2 separate regions of the Mus musculus genome follow, and region 2 is linked to region 1. The links are chromatin loops, found by intact Hi-C in ENCODE. Cell type or tissue: left cerebral cortex. All regions are shown on one strand. Links, peaks and the distances in the headings refer to the core of each region. The heading gives the core; the rest is flanking DNA. Region 1 overlaps Phactr3 (phosphatase and actin regulator 3). Region 2 overlaps Phactr3 (phosphatase and actin regulator 3).

Region 1 (11,387 bases), core at 1,224-9,223:
AATATAGCTGAATCTCTTAGCTCAGCTCTGCCCTCTGCACACCACAGAGCAGAATACGCCGGTGTGAGCTAGAGGTTAAAATGAAAAAACCCCAGGATGAGGTCATAGGATGAGGTCATAGGATGAGGTCACGAGACATGCACAAGGTCAGGTCCTGAGCAACTGCCTGCCTTCAGATGAAAGGCTAGGAGTCAGGTGAGGGTGCATGGGTGAAGGGGTGGCAGAGGGGAGGGAGGTGGGGGCATTTAATTCCTTCCTTTATTAACCACCCCAAGTACAGCACTGCTTTGATAAAACCCTTGTGCTCCACAGAAAGAGAGACTGAAGGCTCTGGAAGGGGAAGCACCCTCCTTTCCTTAAAATTCGGTGATTCCCATATGACCAAAAATCCCATTACGTTATCAAAGAGCTGAAAGAAATATAGTAAATAAGATATCACTTACATTCAAGAGTCAGTAGGCCAGTGAAGGGGAAGAACTGACTTTCAGTTACTAAAATATATAAATAGGGTGCAATGATTAGAACACAAAAGTTCCAAGAGCAAACAGATCTCCGTGAGTAGATAAGACCTGCCCAGCATCCTATGGGGATTGTATCTTTGAAAGAGGTGACAGGATTGGGAGACTAGTCAGTATCAATAAATGGACTCAAAACAATGGCCGAGAGTCTACACTGAAAGCTGCTTAAGTCAAACATGGTGATGAGCAGCTGTCGCTCCAGCTTTAGAGAGACCAAAGCAGGGTGTCTCGAGTTCAAGACCGGCCTGTATTCAGTAACTAGGGGCTGAGGTCAGAGCTTCCTGGTACAAGCCCCAAGTTTGATCTCCAACACCAGAAAAATAAAAAGAAGTTTGACTGCACTCCTTACATTTCATATTAAAATAAATTCCAGATTGAGCAAAGCTTTAGATATTTGTTTTAAAAAAAAGAAGACAGCCTAACGACACTAAAAGAAGACATTTGAAAATACTCTTAAAGTGTGGAAATCCCTTCGAACTGTGACACAAAACCCAGACATCACAAAAGAAGAAAGGACCAGATAAATTTATCCCCATAAAGGTGACAATGTCTGTCTGACAAGAATCACTATGAACTTAGCATCAAGCCAAACAAATTGCTCTCCTCTCAGACTAAGGTCAGAATCCCTAACACACAAACCTAACACACGAACCTATCGAGATCCAGAGGAGGAACATAACAACAAAGGGAGAAGATGCCAATCAGCCTGTTGACAGCCTGAGGTAGCTTCCGTGGGAGGAGACAGGACCCCCCCACCCCCAGGTCAGAGGAGCTGTGGAGCTCACACGTGACTCCATGCCCTCCCTGTCTCTGACCATGACCATCTAACCTCAGCCAGTTTCCTCACTGAGCAAATGTCCCTGCTTGCTGACATCTAATGCTGAACTGGCCCTGACTTTCCCTTGTCAACTTTCTTGAATCCCCCAGCTCCTGCCCACCCCGTGTCATGGAATGTCACCCTAGCCCCTTGGGGAAATGTGCCTCACTGAACCTGACAGATGGGTGTCTCAGAAGATCCTTAGTGGCATCACAGGACCCAGAAGAAGCTCAGTATTCACTCTGAGCCTGAGCATCAGTTGCCCTGGGGCACAAGGCAGGGTCTGGTGGATCGGTTCAAAGTGGCTCCTTTTCTCAGAGAACCTGGAACCCAAGCCACAGAGCATAAAATGCTTAGTGAGTATATAGGTGGTCAGAAAAGGGAGACAGGGAAAGAAAGATACAAACTACTCTGACCCTTGTCTGTGAGCAGACTCTCCACAGTGCCAAGCAAGGCTTTGCCCACATGAGAGGACCACAGCCGCGGATGAGACATGCTGAGATCTAGGGCTCAGGTCTAAGGCACAGAGCAGGGCTGTGCAGAACTGACACACAGTAGGTGAGGGGAGGGTACACAGACTCCGTGGAACCACTGACAGTGGGGAGTGAGTTCCTGGTGTGGCAAGCACAGAGCAGGGACACTGAGCAGAGAGAGCTGTGCAGGGCAGCTACCTGGGTGGTAACTCTGGTTAACTGGTTGGAACAGATCTCATGGTTACTAGGCTAGAGATCACTCCACCACCAGGCTGCAGGAGCAGGGAAGTGGAACTGGTGTGGTCACCAGAGAGGTCTCTTGTTATTTGAGAGATACTGTTTGTTGGTTTATTTCTTTTTACAAATCCCGGTTTGGAGGAATTTTAAGTGACATGGGAACACAGGCATGAGGCAGATGAGCACCAGGCACAGTGAGGCTCCAGATAGAAAAGATCGCACCGGGCTAGGGAGATAGTTCCATTGTAAGGTGTTGACCTTGAAAGCATGCAAATTTGAGTTCACTTCCTAGAAGGTTCATTAAAAAGAAAATCCAGGTGTGGTGCCGAGCTCACAGTTTCATTTCTGAGGAGGTGGAGACAGAAGGATCCCTGGCCTACACAGCAATTTCTAGGTTGCCCCATCTCAAAAACAAGGTAGGCAACATCTGAGGAATGACACCTGACGTGGTTGACCTCTAGCTTCTGCATGCACATGCACATACCTGCACGTACACCTGCATCCATGTGTACATGTGTGCACACTTGAACACATGCATGCACACAGTTACCCATCAGAGACTCAACAGGAGGGCCTAACAGAGGAGGAAACAGAGATGTCTCTGCAGCTTTCCAGGGGGCAGTCCTCAGCACGGTGACCAGGGGAGAGGAAATAAATGGAAATGGCTGTACTCCAGCAGAACACTGGGAAGCAGGACTTGACCGGGGTGAGGATAAGGCACAAATGGAGGCTTGGTGGCTCTCAGATCTCTGGATGCAGCAGCAGGTGATGTAGTCTCCTGGCATCCTGTCCTCCCTCCAAGGTGGCCCTGTAACCTGCAGGGAGCATGGTGCCCACTTGTGAGCACACACGGGTTATGTGTCATCTGACCCCCCCAGGACTCTGCAAAGAGCATGGCAGCTCACTGGTGCTGTGATGAGTGTACATGACAGAGAAGCTGGCTCTGAAGAGGCGCATTTAAAAATACCAGGAGATGCTGGGGTGTATATATAGCAAGAATGAAGCCAGGCACCTCGGCCCACACAGGATGCAAATATGAGCTTCGGAGAGTTCTGTGTTGTGTCTTAAATAGAGGCCTGAGATCTGAACACTGGCAAAGAATAGAAATTAACGCTGGGAACAAGTGTGACATCACCCAGCCTGAGCTGGGGAACCGAGCTGGCGTCCCACGATGCTCTTTGCCTCTCCGTCCTGACCAGGAGAAAAGATCTCACGGTTTGAAGTTTCATTGTTATGTATCTAGTCTTCAATGATTCAACGCACACCACATTGAAAAGGAAGAAAGACTGGAAGATTGCATAGGGAAGACACATGATACAGTGGCCTGTGTGTGCCAAGGCACAGGTCAGAGTTCTGAGCAAGGAGTAGAGGCTTGGCTTTAAAGTTGGACATAGAGCCTCCCTCAACACCAGGAAAGGAGTAATCAGCCATACACTCTCAGGACACAACGCCTAGGCTGATCTGGCTTTTATCACGCTGCACGGGGCTGTGATGAAGAAACTAACCCTACCTGGTGATGAGGTGGAACACCTTACATGGCCCCAAATGATCCCTTCCAATGTCGCCGGCTGGCTCGGGTGCGAGCTAGAGCACTCTACAAAGGTGTCAAGAATCCTCCTTTGCACTGCCTTTGTAGGTTTTGCTCTGTGAATACACTCAGATGCATAAACTGTATGATTTATATTCTAATGAACTTATTTTAGACACAGAAATGAACTTATCTATGAAAGAAACTTTACATTTTGACTCTACTAGAAATATCGGAATCAATTTCCAAAAATGTTACACACACACACACACACACACACACACAATGGATACAAGTCAATGTAATTACTACATTCTGGCAAGACTCTGTGCCCTGTCCTGGGTCTATGCCTGAAGCTGTTCTCTGATCTTTAGACAAGTGAATACAGCCAGTATTGGGCATCAAAGGTAGTGTCAGCCATAAGTAAAGTGTTCTTCTCTATGTGGATGCTTGGAGGGCTTGAGAAAGGTATAAGGGGAAATGGTCATTTGACCCAGGGGCTTGGTAGGTTCAAACCTCAGGGTGGGTCACAACTACAATGCATGCTCCCCACAAGCAAGACCTGGAATGTGTTGCTAGTAGCAACAAAGTGTTTGATTGGGACGAGTATACATCCTGTACCCCTAAGAGGAATGGACTGACAGTATTTCTTTCCATGTCCATGAAAGGATCTATGTGTAACAGATTGGAAATCCCGAAGTGGGTCCTGTGCCACCAAGGGAGCTCCAGAGTCTTCCTCGACTCCCTGGAGGCTCGAGGCCACACTCAGCAGAGCAGTCACGTCATGCGTCAGCTTGCATGGATTCCAGGATTGTGAATCTGCTACATCCACTTGACACTGCTAAGGAAGATTGTCCAGTCCCCAGTGATGCTGGCCTGTGTCCTAGCTTTCTATTTAACTCTCCACAATTTTCATCAAATCCACTCACTCCTGCTCCATAGTTTGAACTCTATTACAAAGAACCACATCTCCCTCATCATCACCACCTCAAACGTTGGAACGATCTGCATCACCATACCCATGATAACAATGCTCACCACCACCACCAGTAGTACCATCATAATACTGCCACCACCATCACGGTCATCACCATTATAATCGTCACCATCACTATGGCTTCCATTGTCATCCTCACTATCATCCCTGCCAACAGTAAAGCCGGTATCAACACCATCAAAGCTATCATCATTTCACCATCACCATCCTTTCCTTTCCTTCACTGTGATCACTGTCAACATTACCACCATCATCCCCATCATTATCACCATCACCATGACTACCACTGTCAACACAATCACCACCAGCAGCTCTATCAAATGCACTACCACCATTATTCACATTGTATTACTACTACCGCCATCACCAACACAATCACCACTATTACTATCACCACCACTGACAGTCTCACACCAGCTCACATTCAGACAATACTTACTATACACCAAGTGAGTGCTATTCCAGTTCTGGCTGGTTCCAGGACTATGAATGTAACAGGCTCATGTAATCTTCCCAACAGCCCTGGAATAATGTACTATCGTTTACTCTGCTTGTTTAGGTAAGGATAGAGAGCTGCTGATGGATAAATACGGTTGTCAGGGTTACTTGATCAGTAAATGGTTAGGCTGAGGCCACATCTAGGCAACCAGCCCAGCCCATACATACCCTGCCCTCTCTCTTCACCCTTATTCTGCTTCTAGTCAAAAAGGAAGTGTGATTCTGGACACAAAGAACTGGACACCCTGTAGGGTGCCTACCACATGCCATAGCACATAAGAGATAGGTGTGCCTTAGAAGTTGGCACCTTACAAATTCATGTAAGGACAGGGAAAGCAGGGTGCAAGACCACTCCCCACACCTCAGACCTTCCTCCTTTAGCCACCCAATTGTCCTGAGGGCCCTCTGCTCCAGGCAACATGGTGTAGGCAGTGATTGGCAAGGTGGCTGTCTTTATGTCAGGAAGGTTCTCACCAAAAGAAGCAACACACCAGCAGGCACTGCTATGAAGGAAGACATGGGAGTTGAGATGGCTCTTTAGGGTGACTATGGAAGGCTGCTCTTAGGAGCTATCAAAGAACAACAGGCTGGCCAAGCAACAAGTGTCAGATGTTCTTAGAGGGAAAACAGGAGCAACGGCCCTGAGGCAGGAGAGTCTTTCAAACTGAGGAGTGGCCAGTGTGCAACAAGTACAGAGACAATAAATGTCTGTGCCAAACCCACCACACACCCAGCAGAGCTCAACACCCACACATTTACTAAGCCTCAGGACAAGCTGTGAGGGAGGTAGCCCTTGTCATTGGAGCTTTGCAGACTAGGAAAGCATGAAGTCGAGTTGGGGAACCAACACACAGTGGTGCCAGGTTTCAAACCCAGATGGCTCAGCTCCCAGGCACAACTTTAAACCACCAGGCTGTGTGGCCTGTGCTCCCCAGGAATGAGGCTTGAGACTAGATTTCACAGCCTGTGGTTGGTTGAGTCTGGGGTTTGTGCACAGGATGATGGGAAAAGGGGATGAAAGACAAAGTCAAAGAGCAGCTGAGCAGAAACCCAGTCAGAGAGGCTGGAACATGAGGCAGGAACCCTGCAGGAAGCTGCATGGTCTCCTAGGGTCCGTGTATCTTACAGTGACGAGGAGCCTGAGGCCCTGGTGTGGTGAAGGGGGAGATTCAAGGTTCCATACAGCAGGGGCTAGATGTGAAGGGCTAGGGAAGGAGGGAAAGGCTGTTTTTGGCCAGGGGACCGTGTAAGCATGTGGTTGGATGCTAGACTGTGAGGACCAGCCAGGCTCAATGGCCCAGGACCTACCATGGCTGGCGTTTATGACAGATCTGTTCACTCTCGCCTCCTTCCTTCTGACACTTTCTAAACACCCCCAAGATGCCTGGACTGGAAAACTGATCAATACATCCCACTTTTTAGAGTCCCCAGCAGAAAACTGATCAATAGATTCCACTTTTTGGAGGCCTCAGCACAAACAAAGTTCCAGGAACTTGGGGTCTCCATAGGATTGACCCCCAAGGCAAACCCCACAAAGGTCCATGGGGGCGTCTCAGGAAATCAAACCTCTTTTGCTATGCACTTCTCAGCAGCCATGTGGTGAACGATAACTCCTACCTCCAATATAAAATGCCGAGCTATCACCCTATCCTTCCCAGAGTACCCCACACAGAAGAACAATGGCTGCCTGTGGCCCAGAGATGCCACAGTCAAAGCAACTAGGAAAACAGCTGCATCCCCGTGCTGCATCCATCGCTCTGCAGTGAAAGAGGTCAGATCTGCCATTGCACGTCAGGCACTGAGAACCAGCAACCAGAGAGAGATTGATATAAACACTTAGTGGCAAAACTCACATGCAAAGAAACCCCACGCAGGGCTGGAGAGATGGCTCAGCAGTAAAGAGCGCGTGGGTCTTAGTTACAGTTACTATTGCTGCGGCGAGACACCATGGCCAAAGCGAGTTGAGTAGGGAAGGGTTTGTTAGGCTTACATTTCCATATCACCGTTCACCATGGAACAAAGTCAGAACAGGAGCTCCAACAGGACAGGAACCAGAAGGCAGGAGCTGTTGCAGAGGCCATGGAGGGGTGCTGCTCATTGGCTTGCTCTCTGTGGCTAGCTTATCGTGCTTTCTCATAGAACGCAGGACCACCAGCCCAGGGATGGCACTACCTATAATGGGCTGGGCCCTCCCCATTAATCACTAATTAAGAAAATGCCCTTATAGGCTTACCTCCAGCCTGATCTCACAGGAGCATCCCCTAATTGATGTCCCTCTTTCTCAGATGGCTTTAACTTGTGTCAAATTGGCATAAAATTATCCAGCACAACTCATTTGGTTCTCAGAAACCATATGGATGGTTCATAAACCACATGTAACTACAGCCCCAGGGGATCCAACATTCTCTTCTGTGAGAGCACCGCACACACTAGCATGGAGATACACACACATAATGAATGAACGAACGAAAAAAATGGATGTGGAAGTCTCATTCAAGAAGCAGATTGCTTAACTTCAAAAGACCAAACTCCACTGATAATGCTCCCAGAGAATGAAAGCCTGCGGGCCACTAACCATCCCAGTGGGGCCTGTGCTGCTTCCTGAGATACACCCCACTTTCTCGTTCTCAGATTACCATCTTCAAAATCTGATGAGGAGAAACCAGCTTGCCAGTAGATATGGGTGGAATGTGAGATACCCCTTATATGCTCCTATGCTTAAACACTCCCTCCCCATCTGATACTGCCATGTTGGAGCTTCCAGAAGATGCAGACAACCTGGGAGAAAACAAGGCTGCTGGATGTTGGCCCTGAGAGCCTGGCTGGAGAGCCCTGCTCTCTGGTCTGCTGGGATGCAGGGAATGCCAGCCCCACTCTCCTACCACCATGAGCTCTCCTTGATGGTCAGCATCCTCTCACACTGTGAGTCCAAATAAGCCCACCCTCACTTAAGCTGCTTCCAGAGAGCATTCTGTCTCCAAGATGAGAAGGAATGGAATATTTAGCAGAGAGTCAAGACGGCCTCCAAGCTTCCTGGTTCTACACTCCCCAGTGATCAGCTGCTCCAGTCAGCGCCTCCTCAAGGGTCAGGCACAGAGAAGATCATGAAGTGACTCAGGGTATCCATGGACCTAAGCGACATAACAGGCATCAGTATCTCTTCAGTTCCTTCTAACCTTCTCAGACCATAATCTGGCACTCGTTTGCCTGTGACATCCTGACACCTGTTGGTGTTGTATTTACAAAGTTCGGAGAGTCCTCTGGCCTGACACCCTTGGAGGGAGATCATGTCTAGTGTTAACTACATCTAGGTTTTTTTGTATATTGGTTTGGTGTGTGTGTGTACATGCATACACACACATGCTCTCAACATGCATGTGTGTATGTGTTTGCTACATGAGTGTACACATGTGTGTGCGTGTGCATGTGTGTGTATGAACAGGTACTCTGAATGCAGAGTCCAGTCTTTGTATTTCTTCTTAGTGACTCCATCTTGCTGTTTAAGAGGATCCCTTGGTGATCCTGGAATTCACACATGGGCTGGCCAGTTCCGGAGGGTCCTCATTTTTCCCCTCCCCCAGTGCTGGGATTACAGACCTAGGTGATGGTCTAGGTGACAGGCCATGCCTGGCTTTTTATGTGGGTGCAGAGACCACAAACTCAGTCCCTCAAGCATATGCCACAAGCACTTTACCCACTGAGTGTCTCCCCAGCCCCCTATATGTGGCTTTATAGTCACTGTCTCATTTTATGGCTGCCTTTCATCAAAAACAGTGCTATTAGATTTCTGTTTCTGACAAGAGATTTCCTTTCAGAAAGAATTTTTTTTAAGACTTTGATTAAAAGAAAGTGCTCAGCAAATTGGATGCAGGCAGCAGACAAACAAGTGAGTCTGGGAAGGAGTGAGACTCAGCATACATACCACTATGGCCTCCTCCAAGGGTCCTTCAACCCTGACCACTCCCTGACATTAGACCACAGGTCTCACTGTCAATCTGTCCCCTCCACAGGGATGTCTAACGGGCGTCTCAAAGTTGTCATAGTGACAACTGTACTTCCATCTCCTCCGACTGCTCTACCATAGCCTCTCTTCCCCCAGCTCCATTCTTCTATTGCTGAGAACAGAGCTAAGTGCCCCCAAGACAGCCGCATCTCCTCCCTTCTCCATTCATTCCTTCAGCCAGTCTTGTCACCACCGTCTTCTAGACATGCACTCACTGTGGCCATCTCCTCACCTGCCTGGATCTCGGTGTGGCCTCCAGCCTGGTCACCTCTCTTTCTCACTGGTCTGTCCCCACCATGGGGGTCCAAGGACTCTCTTAAATCAGTGGCTGGATGCTACTCTGAATCTCAAACCTCCGGAGGCTCCCATCACATTCAGACGAAAAGTCAACTGATCTCCATGTTTATATTGGAGCATCCACTGCTTACAAGGCTTTTGTCCAAACAGAAATCTGCCACGCTCATTTCCTAACTCCATCGGGTTCTTGCTCAGATGCCACCTCCATGTTGCCACCCCCACCCTGCCCCTGTATTTAATACTCTGTGGTTTGCCTCTCACCACAATGATAAGTCTCCTTCCCCTGGCCTATTTTCCTATTCATTTCCCACAATGCTTCCTGCTAGCATGCAAGACAATAGTTGGCATTCCTGTCTAAGCCCCCACAGCACACACTGGGGACAACAGCAAACTTGCTTGTTCTGCCCACAACCCCTTCCACCACTGGCTTCCATGCATGCTGACAGGTAGCTGGTAACTGAGAGGCCTGCTTCCTGTTCATCTGAGCCCCAGGCAGGATTGGGACCATGAGCCTTGCAAACCTGAGTCCTTGGAGTTCACCGACAGTGCCCTCCTACAGGCTCAGCCTCTCACACACTCTACTGACTAAGGTGCTTGCTATCTGGCCCAGGAGCACATGGGTCAGACTGATAAGGTTCTCCAGTGGATGGTCACACACCCAAGAGTACATGGGCAGCACAAATTGGACCTGATAGGTTTAGAGAAACAGAGGGAGGAGTGGCATGGGTATGAGAGGAACTGGAGGAGGGGTGACTATAACCCAAACACATTGTACAAATCCTCAAAGAACCAATGGAACTATTGTAGATAGGAAGACAATAAAATGAGAGCTTCAGACAACAACAAAATTATATCGATTTCCTATCTTCTTCCCTGGTGACAAGTGTGTCAAGTCTATGGTCAGTATCAGAGGCTCAGATCCTGTCATGGAACCCTGTGGTGTTCCTGCTGAGATCCATGCTACTCACACAATTATCAAAACGACTTATGAAAGTTTTGAATATAAAATCAGGAAAAGAAAAGAATCCTGCAGTGAGTGACCCCATGTTGACCTGCTGACTTCCAGGCTTCAGCCTCTTGCTGTGTCTTCTGAGCCTGTGTAGACTTGGGTGTGAAACACTGAGTGAGTGGGGGTCGCTTCCCAGGCACCAGGCAGGAAGAGAGTGTTTTCTGCTGGGTGTACTATGTGTTCTGCCTCCACAGTGGCCACAAGCCACATACAAATCAATGGCACAAGTTCTCCCCCGGAACTTTTTAAAGCCAGGCAGCAGAATGGAAGACCCTGGAGAAGCAACTGGTACTCGACCCATCTTCCCTCTGAGTGGATCTGAGAACATCCATAGACAAAATCCTTCTGGATCAGATTGCTATCAGGTGGCCAGGAGGGGGCAGGAGGGGGAAGCATAGAGGGTAGAGACTGGGAGTGGGAGTGAGGAGGAACAAGGGGGTATGGAAGCAGAGAGGGCAGAAGATGGAGACAAGTGGAAAGGGAGAGGGAGGGGAGGGAGAGAGGAGGAGAGGGAAAGGGTGGGAGAGGGAGGGGAGGAGAAGAAGAGTGAGAGAAAAGGAGGGGAGGGAGAGGGAGGGGGAGAGGAGAAGGAGAGAGACAGAAAGAGAGAGACACAGTCACACACACACAGACACAGAGAGAGAGACAGACACACACACACAGACAGAGAGAGAGACAGGAACACACACACAGACACACACACACACACACACACACACAGAGATAGGCACACACAGACACACACAGACACACATACACAGAGAGAGAGGAGAGAGGAGAGAGAGAGGGAGAGAGAGAGAGAGAGAGAGAGAGAGAGAGAGAGAGAGAGAGAGAGAGAGAGAGAGAGAGAATGAATATAAACGTGTGTTCATATCCATACCCACACAGATGCTCATAGAGCAGCTCGGCTGAGACAAGCCTGTTGCATTAACTTACACTCTACCATCCCATTTTCCTTTTGTTTCTGTCTGTGATGAAGATGCAGCCCAGGGCCTCATACACACTGGCAA
Region 2 (11,387 bases), core at 2,242-10,241, 61 kb before region 1:
CTCCCATGTAACAGAGGACCCCAACGGCCAAGCCACAGAGGAGCCTCACTCAGAGCACAGCACAGCACAGCATGGCTCTCCCATCATACACACCCTCTCTAGCATCACTCAAGGGAAGATCTCATCTGCGTCAGGATTAGGGCACTGCCCCAGGGCACAGCCATTTGGCATATGTGCATTTGTTTGACTTCAGGGGGGATGTGGCAAGAGATCATCATGGCTCTTTTAGATCCCTCACTCCTCCTCCACCCAGGAACAATTTAGGTCTACCAGCCATGAGACTGAAGAAGGCAGAACTAAGATACAGCAGTCTTGACAGCGGAGCGACTGGCCAAGCCCTTGGTGGGGAGTGCTCAGGCCACTGGGTCTCCATCTGGTACCTGTATCATCCAGATGAGCATCGGAGGACAGAAGCTCATCCTGGGACACCTGATCTGTTCCACTGGCCGAGGGGCTTCCGGGCTGGGCGCCCTCCGAGGTCAGCGTCTCCTGCTCGCCAGCGGGCGGCTCACTCTGCACAGGTTGGGAGCCTTCCTTGGGACTGCATGCCTTATTTTCAGAATCTGCAAAGAAATTCAGCCATCAGCCAGACTCTGCCTCCTTCCATGCTCTTCTTTCATGCAAGAGGCCCTTCCTACAAAGGGTGTCATGGATGGCTTAATGTGGTTTCCTATGCTCTGCTGGAGTCCCTCTCTCTAAGCTGTGTTTCCAGAGGAGCCTGGTACCCTACATGTCATGGGTCCATTCCTCCCATGTATCCCTGGACTCTCACACCTGTGGGAGATAGGTGATTCCCCCACCAACTCTCACTCCTTTACCACAGACCTGTATGGTAGCCCTGCCCAGCTCTGCATCCTCCTTGGGGCTTATCCGATCCATAAGACTCATGGACTTGGTGAAGAAGTACCTTCAAAATTCTCTCTGCCCCCACTTGTTCCCTTCTAACAACAGGCCTCAACAGCTGGACCTGGACCATCTGACACGTGGTAACAGATGTTCAGTGCAGGTACCCCGAGGTGCTAGGGTTGTTACATAGCGACATTGCATTGGGGACCCCAGTGCAGTAGGTGGGTGGCTGCAGCCATTCATCTCTGTGTCACCAGTGACTGTCAGTCACCTATGTGTCTAGAATCTATGAAGACAGATGCTGCCCTTTGACCCAGACGGCGAATACTCTAAAGACTTCGGAGATGGCTTATGGGAGAGCAAATGAAACCCAATAAGGATCAAAGGATGGAGCGAAGCCGTGTGAGAATTTGCATAGCAGCCTTGCCAGGATGAGGGACTTGCAGCCTTTCATGAGGCTTCAGGAAAGCCCAGACCCTTCTCCTGAGGCTCAGCTGCTGAGGCATCTGAGGGTCGGTGCCTGACTTGTTGCTCTTAGGAGAGCCCAACCTTTTGAGGGCCAGAATTGAAACAGGGACCCTAACACAATTGGACCTATAGGAGTAAACATTTCCTAGGAAACCAGGCTGGGAGGGAAAGGCCAAAGCCATGGTAGCAGACAGGTTCACTTCCCAGGGAGGAGAGAACCTTGTTTTGGTGGTTTATCTCACAGGTAAGTCACCTCATGCGTGGTTCCTGCCTCCATTTCATCTTTCCTATAAAATTATGGCACAGATACAGGAATAGCAGAGAGGATGAAAAACTTCCTGCCTCCCAGTTTGGGCCAAACTATAAGGCTGAAACGTACCTGACAGCTTGGGCTGACCAGCCAGCCTTTCCTCCCCTGTGCTGGGCTCAAGGGATGGCAGCCACGCCTAGCTCTTTACCAACTGAGCTATCTCCTCACCTAAATATACCAGTCTCCCTTTGCCAATATCTGTCACCTAATTTCTTCTGGAATACAGGGAAGCCGAGGCAGTAGGTTCTTGGGCCCCTCGTGCCTAGTAACAAAATCACTTCTCAGCCACATAGCTAGCTCCAGGGAAGCTGATCAGAATGTCCCTTCTGAGATGCCGAGTCCGCTCTGATGGAGGGCACTCACACGTTCTCCCACATGAAGCTCTTGGTCCCTGACTTACGGAGACAGGATAGAGTGTGCAGTGTGGTCTGCAGAGATTTCTTAGCCCTGGACACACAGGGTGCTGTCCTGGCTGTAGCCTCCCATGTGCTTCTCCACAGGAGTAGAAGATCAATTATTTAAAGGTCAAAACCCCCTTTTGCTAGCCAATCTAGCCACCCACCTACTGCACTGGGGTCCCCAAGACTGTTCACTTGATCCCCATACCGGGACAGAAGCTCACCATGTTTCTAACACACATCCCACTGCTACCTATCAGAACCTTAGTTTTCTTGTCTACAATGTGGGACTAGTGTTACTGCAGGCTTTCTTGCCTTTCTGTAGTAAGAAATATGCTGTACTCTAAGGTAAGTGAGCTGCAGGTGCCAGGTCTCCTTGCTGCCGGTGTGGTTTGTGAAGAGAAAGCCAAACAACTGGCCTCATCCTTATGTCAACAGTAGCCTCAAGACAGCACTGTTCTCTCTCCCTGAGGGTTCTTGTAGGCCCAGGACCAAGCCCAGGCTTCCTGCCTGATCTACCGCTTTCTGTCATCTCTCAGAAGATCTGAAATTGACTTCTTGCTCACGATCTCCCATCAAGGTACTTCCACCTCCATAGGGGAATTGCTGAAAGGCTAGTCTCACCAGAGGTCTCAATATCTATGCCTGGGGTGAGCTCCTCTTTGGGCCACAACCCCTGCCCTGAAGTTCTGGCAAGTCTAGTTGCCTCTTCTAGAGGCAGACCCAGCAACATAAATTCCAGAGTGACAATACCCTGCTGGTCCACACAGTACATACACTGCTGGTCTACACGGTGACCACACACTGCTGGTCCACACAGTATCACACACTGCTGGGCCAGACAGTATCACACACTGCTGGTCTACACAGTACCACACACTGCTGGTCTACACAGTGACTATGCACTGCCATCACACAGTGACCAAGCACTGCTGAACACATGGCCTGCTCTTTCCGGTGGCTTTACAGAACCCCAGGACCAAAGGGAAGCGGGCTCTGGACCACATTCGGCTTCTGGCTCTCACTGTCAAGCTATCCTTGGGCCAGAGACAAACCCAGAACAGCCAAGGACATAGAATCAGATGTCACCAAGCTCAAGACTGTGTTTTTAGTTCCCTGTGACTGGCTTGCTGGTTATTGACACACCTCTGTGACAGTCGCTGTTGCCAGGTTCCCTCAGGCAGTGTGAAAATGTCACTACCCTTGAGAGATCACATGACATGATGCTGATCACCATGAAGGGGGCATCATGAGGCTCTCTGGAATCTGAACACTGATTAAGTCCGACTAGTTTCTATGTGGTAACAAGGCAGGATGCAGTGTGTGTGCTCCTGTGTATGTATGTGTGCATAAACGTGTATATATGTACAGACATCCCACAGAGTGCCCATGTGCTGTCACTGCAGCTACTCAGTGAGACAGTTGTACAGACAGACAGGAGGGCCAGATCTGTAGTCACTATCCAATCAGGACTGGAGATTTGAAAGAGACACTCTTGTCCCTCCATTTGGCTGACAATGCTCCCTAAGGAATAAGAATTCCCCCAAGAATCACATACTGGGAGGAGGAGATGGCTGAAGTCTGTGCCAGCTGCAGGGGCAGCAGCTTGTTAGACCACCTTGCTGGAGAGAGAATAATGGCCGTTGCAGCCACACCCTGATGGCTTTGCTGTACACCTCCTGCCTTTTGTTTAAACCTAAATCTCACTTTAGGACTTGAGGACCCACTGGGCATTTCTGTTCTCCCCACTGAATAAACCTGGTTTTCTCTATTAACCTGTCTCTTTAATTAGCCTAACTGAGAACAGGTTGATGAACCTGACTTGTCAGAGATTCTGTTACCACCACCAGGGTGGGTGCTGCACCTGAGACAGGTGAACGTGAGGTGGATCCTGTCACTCCGAGCCCCTCACTGCCCTGTGGGGTGGGGACAGGGATAGCTGTTCACTGCTGAAGTGGACTCAAGCCTGAGAAAGGGCCCATGTCTGCTGTGATTTACAGCCATACCTCATCATCATCACTATAACAAAGCTGCCCCTGAAAGGCCCAGGGACCCCCAGTCCCATCTACCACTGCAGGACTGCATTGCCTGTATCAGTGCCTGCAGCTCGGCAGTCCAGTGGTCCTGTTCTGGGCTATGCACAGAGCTCCTGCCCAGAATCACACTCAGTAAGAAGCTACAGTTCCCAAAATAGTCCTGGTGGCAGGGCCTGTTGCTAAGAAACGCTGGGTGGAGCCAGGGCAGTGTGGAGGTGGGGCTCCTGCCCCTTCCTCTGTCACTGGGTCAGCTGCCTCCTCTGGCCAACCTTTGTCTCCATCATTGCTCATCTCCTCTCAGAGCTGCAGGGGGAAACACAGAGATGTGCATGCTTTATACATGAACTTCTATGAAAGGGACCTGACACAGACATGCACAGAAACACGCATATGCATGTTCACAGTGGGAGCACATGTGTGCATGCCAGGTAGTATGCATGCAAACACACAGAAACCAGGCAGACTTTTCCAGGGTTCCACTCCCCTGAAAGCCTCGTGATACCCATGTCGATGAGCACAGCACTAATGTAAGACGCATCTTATAAAACACCCAGTGCCATCAGGATAGGACAGTCCTTAGGTCATCGAAGAAAACATCAAGTCGATGGGTTGCAGAGTAAGGGAAGGAAGCCGTTCAAGGAATGAGTATTGTCAGCACTAGAAACGGGCAAGACCCTGTTCCTAATCAAGGAGGTGGGTTGGAGACAGTCCCAGACATCGGGGAGGCAGAGTGGGAAAAGGTCACCTCTCCTCATAGCAGCTGTCTGACAGTGCCACAAACAAGGTCCCAGCATACTACCAGCCCATGTAAGGGGTTACTATGCAGCCCAGCACACTAGCAGCATGGTGGAGATGTAAGGGACAAGGACCAGGGGACTCGTGATGTGCATTTGTTAACCTTGGTGCAGAGCTGACACTCCTGGCCACCTGCAGGATCTTTCCTACCAGCCATGTTCTGAGGCAAGCTCCAGGGAGCATGTGAGCACGTGTTCACTTGCAGTCACTTGCAGGCGTGAGCGTGAGGTGCACGACTTTCCGAGAAGACAGCAGGCAGATTTCATTGCTGGGCAGCGAGCTCTTGTGTCTACTAAGGCTTCTGGGCATGTCTGGGGACGTCCTGTCCATGGTCAGGTCTTCCCTCCCTCTCAGTACCTCCTGAACTGCCTGGCTATGAAGTTTGGCCTCAGTGAGACAGGCTCCATGAGGGCAGTCGACCACAAGGGGGCACCCACGGCTGCATATTGCTCCTACTCGCCTGGGAGAAGGCAGAGCTGAGCCAGAAGAATCCATAACCCACAGCCAGAAAAGCTGTCCCCACACACCTATTCCCACACCCACAGCCACCACGGGGAAAAGAGGAGGCGCTGTGATCTCCCAGTAGTCTGTCTCACACTGACCCCTGCAGGGCTCCTGAGCTCCTAATCTGGAAAGGTGCAGCAGTTTCCTGCTGCCATGAGAATCCTGGGGGACTTGCCATGCCAAGTCCAATCCAGGCAAAAAGGCCTCCTGTGCTCCTGGCCCCAAGGAACTTGGCTCCTTTGGAAGGGTCAGCACTTCACCCAGTGCTCTGCACCCAGCCTTTACATGTATTTCATGTTGTGTATTTAAAACAAAGCAAAAGACTCCGCCCCATGGGAGTCCTGGGGAAAAGGTGCCCTGCCTCCAAAGCTAAACCTGTGGTTCTTGTCCTTGCTGCCTGAGACACTTGGCTTTGCTCTCAGACAAGGACCAGTTCCCTGAACATCCCCAGGCCCTCTCCCTGGGACAGCCTGGCCATGTCCCTGTCAGCCCACCCCTGGCGCATGCATATGTGCAAGAGGGAAGAAGGGACATTTGCATCCAAGCCCCTTGTCTCCCTTGCTGCCCTTCAGCCCTTTGTCTTCTGGTCCCTTCCCTGAACCCCTGCATCCTGGGGCCTGGTACTCACTTCTCCTGGAGCTGCTAGTGACTCTGTCTCCAACATCCAGGACCAGGCACTTCCCTACCTTCTTCTCTGTAAAAAGCTAGAGTTGGCTGGGAAGGCTTATCAATGTGTGGCCCCTAGAGTGCTTAATTTAAGCACTCCTGATAGCAAAGGACTCCTGAAAGGGCCCAGGGAGGCACAGAGCACTAGCCTGCACACAGGAGTCTTCTCCTAGATTCCATGTTCAGTGTGGAACAAAATTAGCTTTCATGTACTTCTGTGCAACCAAATGCAAAACCAACCTGGGCTCCTAACTCATAAGCAACATCTCTCAGATCTCCTGTCCCTCAACCCCCATGACATGGCCTCCAAGTGCCCCATGTGTGTCCTTCTATACCTTCCTTGATTCAGTTGCTATGACTTGTATTTGTAGGGCCCCTGATGCCTGTGTCCCTCTGTGTTAGGGGATGGGACCATGTCTCAGTAGCTAGTATGGCTGTCAGCTAATACAGACCTTGGTATGTAGTGGGCAGTCCATAATCACTGGCAGCATCGGTTAACATCTGAATGTTCATCTATCTAGAATGAAGACTGCTTTGGGCCACTCTGGTTCCTGGCCCATTCCCTCTGCAAGATTGAAAGGGTGGTGTGTGGGAGGCGGGCTGGGCCCAAGCCAGCCTTCCACCTGTTTCCATGTCCCTGAACTAAGAATGGATCTCATATCTTTAAATGGTTGGGAAGGAAACCAAAAGAAAGATAATTGTTCGTGATTCATGAAAAAGATTGAAAATTCAAATCTTCACACTCATAAATGAAGCTTCTTGGCACACAGTCGTGCCTGCTCAGTGTGTGTTTTCCTGTGGCTGTTTCTGCCTCAGTTGAGCAGGGGTGGGTGACCACAGCAGACTGTTTGCCCCGCTGTGACCAACCGGCCCTCACAACACTGGCAGAAATTTAAGTCCTAAAGTCATAGGTTAATGGCATTTAGAAACTTAACCCAATAGTCAGGTGACTGGGAAGTGGTTGGTTCTGTGAGGTCCTGAGACTAGAACCTAGAGTTAGAGAGACCCTGAGACTGAGGCGGATAGCTCTCATGCACAGTTTTAGGCACTTAACATCAGCTCACAAATGTATGCTGCTTTGGCACTCTGACAGCAAGAAGGCTGTCTTAGCAGCTAATCCCCATAACCAAATCTAACCCAACAAGAAACTCGTTATGGGGACAGGTGATCTGAGTTACCATTCTTCATGCTAAGAAAGGCAGCACTGTGTGCTGGCTGCTCTGGAGGCTTGACATGGCTTGCTTCCACCTTTGACAGTCAGCAAACAGAGAAACCTGGCTAGAAGCAGGGCTGAGCTATAAAAGTCAGGGCCCTCACCTCAGTGAACCACATTCTAGCATATTACCTACTGTCTAAGCCCCTCCCGCCTTAACTCTGTGTTCAGACGCCTGACTCTGCAGAGTCATCTCATTTCTGATCCATAGCAAAGATCACTGTCAGAAGTGAGCATTCTGGAACCACACCCTTGAATCTCCAAACTGGGAGCTAAACAGACCTCTTTTCTTTATAAAGCTATCCTGCCTCTGGTATTTCATTATAGTAATGAAAGACAATTATAACCCCAAACCCTAAAATATTTACTATCTTTCTCCTGACAAGCTTAGCTGGCTTCCTCCTAACTGTATCTATAAGCTGGTAGGCCTGTGGTGTGGCTTTGAAGACACTCCACCTCAGTCCCACTGGCCTGGCTGTAGCTGAACACTCTCAAAGGGCTCTGGTCCGAGTTTACCCATCTGACACAAATGGAGTTTAGTGAGGCTCATGGCATTCCTCCTAGAAGTTTTCCTTTCCCACTATTCAAACTAGAACGTTATTGTTGGCCAAAATCAAACGTCCATCTTTACTTCCCCCGTATTCATTGAATATAACATTTTAAAAGTATACAATTCTTATAATTTTGGTTGTGAACCTAGCCTTTAACAGCTGAGCCATCTCTTCAGCCCTATACAGTTCTTTTTATTTCCCTGACCCAAGAACTAAATGAATAACCTGGGGCTATAAAGATAGAACAGTCAATAAAGAACCTGCCCTGTGAGCATAAAGACCCAAGCACAGATCCCCACAAAGAGATGGGCACGGTGGTGAGCCATGTCACCTGAGCACCAGGAAGGCAGAGATGAGGAGATCTATGGAGCTTACTGCCCAACAGCCCAGCTGAATCCATGAGAGACTTTGTCTCATAAAAGGTTGAGAGTGAGCAAGACACTGAAAGCCAACCTCTGACATGTGAGCATGTGCATACATGTGTATGTGCATCCTTATGCAGGACACATACAATGCACAAACACAACTCTGGATACTTTGAGGACCCATTCCAAATTAAAACCACTTCGTATTTCTGCTCAGCATTGACAGTTCACCAACTCCAGGAGAGTCAGAGTGGAGCTTTCAACATCTTCAGGCCACAGGCCTTGGGCCATGAGGCCATGGCTTTCTTTTATGTGGAACACAGCACTGAAGGCATTAACCAATCACTATGGCTGATTGCCCCCTGAACATAGTATCATTACAATAATATATTCCAAAACTCAGGAAGGGAGGCAACCTAAGGAGCTAGGCCACAATGGTGCTGTGGGCTTCAGCCAGATCTTGTTTATTTCATGGATTCCCATCCTAACTCCTGGTTCTTGGACCAAATCACAGACACCAGTGAAAGGAGAGACGGGAGTTGGATGCATGCACACAAGCGGAGTATATCTCCTCACTAAGGAGGCGGGAGCTTGCTCAGCCCAGAGAGATTTTAGAAGAAAAAGGGATTGTGAGTTGTTCACATCAGTCGAGACTTATAGATGCAGAGACCCACAAAGTATAAAGCAAGGGTCAGGATCTGATGGGACCTCAACATGGTGAGAGAAAGCTAGACTTAAGTGTGGAGGTCCCCAATGCCTGTGCTGTGGACATTGACCAACCTGAGCACAGAGACACAGTCCTGAAAGCACAGCCTGGATGAAACCTGCTTGACCAACACTGGGAGGATCCATGTTTGCACTGGGCATCCGCGTGGGTGCCACAGCTGTGGGTGGATCCCACATTCATGTCTGCAAACTGGGGGTGACATTGACATGCAAAGGTAAGTGATGCAGAATGCCTCGCCCTGCCCGACAGTCAGAAATGTCGGGACCCTCATAGGTGCAGTCACCATTTGTTCAAATTGAGGATCTAATGTGTTAGTGTCAAGAAAACTTGCACTTAAATTAAAAGCCACCGCTGCCACTTAGAGACAGACAAGATGTTCAAGGAGCTCCTTCCACATGTCCCCTGGTGAAAGGTGAAATGAAATGGCCTGGTGAAAGAAATGGCCATGGAGGAGGGGGTACCCTGCTACTTCAGCTCCTGACTGAAGCCGTTGGTCCACCCTTGAAGGCTGACCTGGAGAACAGTGCCCCACATGAATACAGGATGCCCCTCCCTTCCTCTAACAGATTTCCTGAGTTTGGGAGACATCAAACTTGACAGGCTTCACCATGGGCCTCATGTCATGGTCCCCTGGCTCCAGTCCAGTCAATGGGACCCATATCCCAGAGGCCCCTGGGACTCCAGTGAGTGCCCTCTATGCCCTGAGTCCCACTTATGTCTGCCACCCTCCCAGGGACCCCCTTACCTTGCTCCATCATCTCCAGCAGTCCCTGCTTGATGAGTTCCTCCCGGCCTTGCCTGCCAGCCATCTTCTTCTCCAGCGCTGCAGGGCACAGAAACATCTAATTAAGTCACAGCCCAAAGCACTGTAGGCCCACCACACCACTGCCATGTGTGCTTGGGTGAACAGGAAGAGACAGAGAGACAGCAGATGTCTGAGGCTGGGGACCTGTCCACTGCCAGAGCCTGGGGTGCTGCAATTTCAAGTTTATTGCCTAAGCCGTCTGCTAAGCGATATCCCAAACTCCAGCCAAAGGAAAGCCAGTTCAGGGCCCTGTTTGAGAGATCACTTCTGCAATGGACTTTCATGATACCTTCCTTGACTCTGGATCCTAGATCATAGTCACATCTAGCCCTCTGTGACTGATGAGGAAGAGCCCTCACTGCACCCCAGAGCTCAGGGTACACTTCTGTTGCTAGTACAAGGGCTTTCACCAACTGTCCATCAGCACATCTCTCCTGAGGAAACATCTTCCAGCCAACACAGAATACCAGCACTCAGAGGATCCACCCCCAGAGGCACTCTGGCTAACACTCTTCTGACTGCCCCTGGGGTGTTTCCAAAAGGTGTGCTAGGACATAGGACATGCCTGCCCTACCTCAGGTCCAACCAGTGACGCAGAGCCAGAGGGACAGGGAGAGGAACTACAACTTGCAATTCTTTCCTTTCTTATTCTGACATCACCCTCCTTGTGGCCTCCCACCCCAAGGCCAAATCCACCAGCAATGGAGACTCACCTACCTTCTCCTACAGACTCTATCTCCCAGCCAGGGTCTCATACACACACACACACACACACACACACACACACACACACACACACACACACACACCTTTCATTTGCCCACAGATGAACCTTAAATAGTTGCTTAGATCTTGATACTCTCTTTGAGAGTCCAGAGAAGAGCCTGCTGGTTAGTGGGGTCCCAAAGCCACTGGCTATGTGGAACACTCTGACAGGTGGTTAAGAACACGGCTGGTCCACCTGCCAGAGCTTGGAGTGCCCACTAGGGCTGACAATGCAAATGGTATGTTCTAAAGTGTTTACTGAGCATGGATGTCAAGCTGTGTTCTGAGTACCATGCTGGGAGTACCTGGAAGAAAAACCAATCTGTGCCCGTCCTCATAGAGGCTGGGATGACAAGGCCTTCCACACTTTAAAGCTGACCTCACATTGACTGAGCACCTACTGTGTACACTGTGTATTGGCCGAGCTTTGAGCAGGACAGGTCTGGTCTCTACTTGTGACCAGCAGACCTGGGTGGCAGAGAGGACAAATGTGTCGCATAGAAGTGTGGAACAGAACCAGGGAAGGGAGTCTATTGGAGTCACCTGCTTGAAAGACAGACAGGGATACAGGATGCTTCAGGAACAAGACACTTTCAGCTGAGTTCCTTCTGTAGCCTCAACTTCCAAACCAATTTCCAAATATCACTGGTGTGGAGAAGGGGACAATGAGGGTGGATTGGAGACAGGCTGAGGCGGGTGGACAAGCTGAGGGGTAGGGAGGAGGAGGACAGGCTGAGGGGGAGGAGGAGGAGGACAGGCTGATGGGGAGGAGGAGGAGGACAGGCTGAGGGGAGGAGGAGGAGGAGGACAGGCTGAGGAGAGGAGGAGGAGGACAGGCTGAGGGGGAGGAGGAGGAGGACAGGCTGAGGGGAGGAGGAGGAGGAGGACAGGCTGAGGGGGAGAAGAGGAGAGAGGGTCGGAGGCACTCAGGTTAATCC

Evidence for each region. Hi-C counts contacts between places; a loop is a spot of excess contacts. Peaks named below come from ENCODE experiments on the same cell type or tissue, not always from the same donor. Only the 100,000 strongest peaks of a DNase experiment are listed, where the experiment ranks them.
Region 2: it touches region 1 in a loop (2.5-fold over the local background); 4 of 42 quality-filtered maps call a loop at or near these places.

The regions. Positions count from the first base shown.
Region 1 is chr2:178,196,339-178,207,725 of GRCm38, reverse strand. All of the region lies in intron 1 of Phactr3 (phosphatase and actin regulator 3), which reads right to left. Among named protein-coding and RNA genes, the nearest start is that of Phactr3, 60 kb to the right of the region's middle. In left cerebral cortex, for the core only: no CTCF peak of the experiment used is centred there; DNase peaks (open chromatin) are centred at 3,070 and 5,840; H3K27ac peaks cover 4,366 bases.
Region 2 is chr2:178,258,493-178,269,879 of GRCm38, reverse strand. It overlaps Phactr3 (phosphatase and actin regulator 3), which reads right to left. Exons shown (of 13, transcript NM_028806.2): 3 at 9,625-9,702; 4 at 381-563. Among named protein-coding and RNA genes, the nearest start is that of Phactr3, 120 kb to the right of the region's middle. In left cerebral cortex, for the core only: a CTCF peak has its summit at 5,280 (motif pointing right); DNase peaks (open chromatin) are centred at 4,226, 5,302, 6,663 and 8,678; H3K27ac peaks cover 3,987 bases.